2 separate regions of the Mus musculus genome follow, and region 1 is linked to region 2. A link is a contact called in ENCODE POLR2A ChIA-PET data. All regions are on one chromosome and are shown on one strand. Each heading gives the region's core, a stretch centred on a gene start or an enhancer-like site at or near the end of the contact. The rest is flanking DNA. Distances are from core to core; before and after follow the strand shown. Region 1 holds the start of Nenf (neuron derived neurotrophic factor). Region 2 holds the start of Atf3 (activating transcription factor 3).

Evidence for each region. ChIA-PET counts read pairs that join two places held with the same protein, here RNA polymerase II (POLR2A).
Region 1: POLR2A ChIA-PET joins it to region 2 with 19 read pairs in Patski. The contact joins the promoter of Nenf here to the promoter of Atf3 in region 2. POLR2A ChIA-PET finds 5 or more read pairs at or near these places in 2 of 5 experiments (Patski and embryonic stem cell).

The regions. Positions count from the first base shown.
Region 1 is chr1:191,316,803-191,319,502 of GRCm38, reverse strand. Nenf (neuron derived neurotrophic factor) reads left to right here and starts at 1,372. Exons shown (of 4, transcript NM_025424.3): 1 at 1,372-1,584. The coding sequence starts at 1,411.
Region 2 is chr1:191,181,901-191,184,600 of GRCm38, reverse strand. Atf3 (activating transcription factor 3) reads left to right here and starts at 1,268. Exons shown (of 4, transcript NM_007498.3): 1 at 1,268-1,508.

The DNA of each region.
Region 1 (2,700 bases), core at 123-2,622, 130 kb before region 2:
CCCTCCCAAGATTCTAGCCTCTTATTTCATAGCTCCAGACATGTGAGCCACACCTCCTCCTCCCTGTGGCTGGTCTTCTCTGCCACAGGTCTCAGCCTCAGCCTCTGTCACCTGTGTGGCCAGCAGTCTGCTTTCCTGTTGGATACAGCTAAGAAATAAATACTAGGAAACATTATTGGAAAATAATTTCTACATTCTTTTTAAATTTTACTTATATGTATGGCTGTTTTGCTTGTATACCACATTTGTACCTGGTGCCTGCAGAGGCCAGAAAGGGTGTCAGGGCCCCTGGGACTGGAGTTACAAATGCTTGTGAACTGCCGTGTAAGTGTAGAATCCAGGACCTCTGGGAGAACAGGCAGCGCATTTCATGTGGTCAGGAGAAATTGCAGGAAGAATCTTTTGGCTTCCTGACACACAGGCCTGCAGAGCGAGAAGAGGCTGGAGCAGCCAGAGTGCTCAAGGCCAGAGATATTGTCAAGATGTGTTAGGCCTCAAGAAGGCTGTGATATTTCACCCTGGGAGTTAGAAGGGCCTCTTCAACCTTGAGATTCTGCGACTCGGTATAAAGCAGATAATGTGTTGTGAGTTTGGCACAGCCTTCAAAGCCATAATCATGTTCGTTGCAACACAATTCTATAAAAGAGCCAGGCTAGGAAGATCCCTGCAAGGTCAGCCTTGGGACATAGCCAGCCTGAAAAACAGAACGAAATCCTGGAAGGAAAGGAAGGGAGGGGAAGGACAGGGGATAGGAAAGGAAGGGAAGGGAAGGGAAGGGAAGGGAAGGGAAGGGAAGGGAAGGGAAGGGAAGGGAAGGGAAGGGGGGGGGGAAGGGAAGGGGATAGGAGAGGAAGGGAATGGAAGGGAAGGGAAAGGGATAGGAGAGGAAGGGAAGGGAAGGAAAGGAAAGGAAAGGAAAGGAAAGGAAAGGAAAAAAGAAAAGAAAGGAACGAGGGAAAGACAGATGGGGAAGAGGAAGGAAGAGAGTGAGGGAAGGAAGGAATGAAAGATGGGGGAAGGAGAGGGAGGAGAGGAAGGGAGTAAGGGAAAGGGATGGAGAGAAGAAAGAAGGAAGGGAGGGAGGGAGGAAGGGAGGAAGGAAGGAAGGAAGGAAGGAAGGACGGAAGGAAGGAAGGAAGGAAGGAAGGAAGGAAGGAAGGAAGGAAGGAAGGGGGGGCAAGTTACTCGGGCCTGGTGCCACTAGTGTATAATCCCAATTCTCTGGAGACTGAGGCAGAAGGATAGCCACCAGTTCAAGAACATTACAGGCTATGTAGTAGGACTTAGCGTCAGAGAGAAAGGAGGAGAGGACAAATTGATAAGGCTGGGTCCTGTCTTACAGGGCCCCTCCCTAGGAGCCGACTGTGCTCCGCCCCGCCCCGCCGTCCTCCCGCCTGCTCCTCGCTGTCTATGGCGCGCCCCGCGCCCTGGTGGCGGCTGCGGCTGCTGGCGGCGCTCGTCCTGGCGCTGGCTCTGGTCCCAGTGCCCTCAGCCTGGGCTGGGCAGACGCCGCGCCCCGCAGAGCGCGGGCCCCCGGTGCGGCTCTTCACCGAGGAGGAGCTGGCCCGCTACGGCGGCGAGGAGGTAGGCGGCGCGGCCTGGGCCGGCGGCTGTCCCGAGCTGACTGGTGGCGGGGACCCACGCGAGGCCGGGTGGAGGCAGGGCGTCGCCCTGACGCCCCACCCCGCGCTTCCTCCGCCCCGCCTTGTCGCTGTGGGTCTGAGTACAGACCTCAGACCCTTCTAGATTTTAGTGTGAGGGTGAGCTGGGGTCACACGGCCTACAGTTTGTGCAAAGTGACCGGCCTGAGAGTGCGCACTGAGCTAGGGGGGTCTGGGGCCGGCAGGATGATCCAAGCCTTTCCTTTCCTGCCCCGGTGTCCCGGGCCTACTGAAGCTCACCCTTCAGACCCCATTTAGTGTCTGGGCTGGTGGGGATGAACGCAAAGGAGGAAATAACACTACCCGATATGGGTAGCTGCTTTAGATGGGGAGGAAGCCTGAATCCAGTTAGGAAGAACCGGTCTCTTGGCATTGTAGTGATTCCAGGAATTAATCCCCTACCTTTACAGATAGGGAAACTGAGGCACGTGCTCAGTGGTACAGGAGGGAAGGACCCGTGTTGCTTCGCTGAATCTATGTGCCCTGAGCTCCCTAGCTTCGGTGTTAGCGAACCTTACATAGACCAAATATGCAAGGGTCTCTCCCAAAACAGATCTTTAGGGATGAAAGCTGAGGCCAGTGGTTCTCAGCCTGTGGGTCCTAAGACTGTCAGAAAACACAGATGCTTACATTAGGATTCATAACAGTAGCAAAATTACAATGATGAAGTAGCAATGGAAATCATTTTATGGTTGTGGGGGTCACCACCGCATGTGAAACTGTTTAGAGTTGCAGCGTTAGGAAGGTTGAGGACCGCTGCTTTTTTTTTTTTTCTGGCCGCGCTTGCTCCCGTCTATTTATTTATTATATACAAGTACAATGTAGCTGTCCTCAGACACTCCAGAAGAGGGCATCAGATCTCATTGCAGATGGTCGTGAGCCACCATGTGGTTGCTGGGATTTGAACTCATGACCTCTGGAAGAGCAGTCAGTGCTCTAAACTGCTGAGCTATCTCTGCAGCCCAAGAACTGCTGCTTTTGACCCACAGGTCCATAAGAACACAGGGATAGGAACATGGCGGGAATGTGAACGGGTGTT
Region 2 (2,700 bases), core at 19-2,518:
AGTCTGCCAGGCAGGTGTGCGATTCCTGGGCCGCAGTCTGTGCACGTGTAACCCTTGATGAGCTATGGAGTCCCGCTCAGGGTCTTGCGCTCAGCTCAGACCCTCGGAATTACTGGGTCAGAACCGGGAAACTAATTTCAAGTTTCAAACCCAGGTCTGCTGAGGCTTTGGCCTGAAATCGAGTCCTTTGCCCAGCCTTTCCCGCCACCAGATTTGAGTACAAGAGGGCTCGGTGTTCCGGCTTTAAGCGGTGCGCGTTCAGTCCCGGCCACCGTATCCCTAGAGCCCTCTGTTCCTGCAGACAGACACTCGAAACCTGGAGCCGGTTTTTCTTTCCTGATATCCAGGCGGACCCCCACCCCCGCCCAAACCGGGAGCGTAGAGATCAAAGCGTCCTCTTTCCCAGACTAGCCGAGCCGCCTTTTTCCAGCCCTTTCTTATCCCTGCGCTAGGTGGCTCTGATCTCTCCAAATCTTTCCTCTTTCTACGCTCTTGCTTTCGTGGAGAATTCCCTGTTCATTTAAAAACGTTTTGTGGTTGTTATTAAAAATAAAAACAACAACCGAACTGACCGCGTCCGGTCACTAGCACTTCGGGTTCCTAGCGAGTTCGGGGGCCGTGGGCGTGGGAGCACGAGGCTGCCGAATGTCTACGTTAACCCACAGCTGCTAGCTGGGTCCCCGGCAGAGGAGGTCACAGTGGCGGGTAACGGTGTGGATTCATCGGAGTGTAACTTTGGGCACCTCCTTCACGCGGGAGATTGTCACCGCTATCCCTTCCCCGCCCCCTCCTTAGGCTAGGCCGCTGGTCAAAGAAGGCACATTTTCCTGAAGTTTTAGAAAAATGACCACACATTTTAGAGAAAGGTCGTGCCCGCTTCCCAGCCTCACCTAGTCTGGGCCACTGCCAGGATCCGCCTCCCAGCACCACCACCCCCCCTTCCCCAACCTAGCGGAGGGAGAGATGCCAGGGCGGTGGAGTCATGCCGCTGGCTTGGGCACCATTGGCTCATGCCTGGAACACGCAGCGGCGAATACGCACATCTGGCGGTGCGCCCGGGCGGCTCCCAGCCTGATAAGGAGATAGAGGGCGGGCGGGTGTGTGTGTCCCGGGCGTGCGAGGAACGCAGGACGCGCCGTGACCGCCCCTTCTCGCACTTGCATCACCAAGTCCGCGGTCTCCACCCACCTTTTGCCCCGCCCCCGTCCCTCCTTCACCCCTCCTCTGGCCAGTTCTCCCTGGAAGCTATTAATAGCATTACGTCAGCCTGGGATTGGTAACCTGGAGTTAAGCGGGCTCCCTGCCAACGCGAGGGCTTTAAAAGGGGTGATGCAACGCGCTCCCAGCCACAGTCTCACTCAGCGAGACGCCGCGCACGGTGCTTCCCCAGTGGAGCCAATCGGCTAACCCGCGCTCCGGCAGAGTCCTTGGCGCTCGCCCGCCGGCGGGACAGACCACCCGCCTCTGGCCGCTCTCTGGACCCTGGCCGCCCCGAGCGAAGACTGGAGGTGAGTTAGAGCCACACCGAGGAGCGCTGCCCTCCTCACCCTAAGTTCCCCTCTGGTGACCAGTCCCGGGACCCTTGCGCCACCGGAGACTGAAGCCCTAGTGTCCGTGCCACAGTCGCTCGGCTGAGCCGCTCTTTGCCGCTGCCGTTCTTAGCTGGTAAAAAGTTTCTGGTAAAGTGAAAGAACGAACTTTCTCTTTTGACTCGAGGCGTGAAAGATGCCCAGGGACGGAGGAGTTGCGCTCTCAGTTTGCAACTAGGAGAGGTCGTCTGGGTGGAAGGTGGGTGCTGGTGCGCGGAGGTGACTCACACTCTGGCGATCGGGGTCCCCTCTTCCATCCATCACTTCTTGTCCCGGACCCTGGACTCGGAGCGGGTCCCTCCTAAGTCCGCGTAGAGGCGCAGTGGCCGCGGCTTGTTGAAGCGCTGCTCCCGGTATCGAGCTAAATGAATGAAGACCGGACGCTCGAACGGAGGTCCGGCACAGCCGCTGGAGGTCGCCTTGCGCTCCCCGGAGCAGAGATCTGGGCAGCATGACCGCGTAGAGCGCTGTGAGCGAAAGTGTGTTAGGATAAGTTTGGAGGCGGCGAGCCCTGGTGTGGCGCTGTCCCGGGGCTGAAGGCCGAGAGGTCTCCGCACCAGCTAACTTCGGACCGCTAGGTTTGAGACGTCACTTCCAGCCTCACTCGCTGTTGTGACTTGCTGTGCTCTGGCTGACTTTTAACCGGCCCTTGAGTTTCTTTATGTATTGGAAGGGAAGCGAAGGAATCGGATCAAGCGGGTGGAGGGACCAGGGTGTGGAACCACTTGTACTTGGGGGGGGGGGCGTGCGGGGGGGGGGTTGTTTGTATTCTCGTGACAGAGTCTCACTCTGTAATCCAGACTGCCCATAAAAACTCCGGCCAATCCTCCTGCCTCAGCCTCCCAAGTGCTGAAATTACAGGCCCACACGCCCAGCACCTTTCTGTGCGCTGTGTGCTTCAGATAGCCAGCTTTTGACAGATTTGTTTCTAGACTAAAATAATTAAAGTAAAAGGAGCCAGGGAGGGATGTTCAGTGTGGAGGCTCCCCCACCCAGCGTTCCTAGCCGGTCTCTGAGACAGGACAGGAAAGGGGGCCTCTCTTACATCTCTGTCTCCTAGCTCTCTCCCGTTGGATTGATTCCCTGCTTCGACCCCATGCTCATTTTCAAC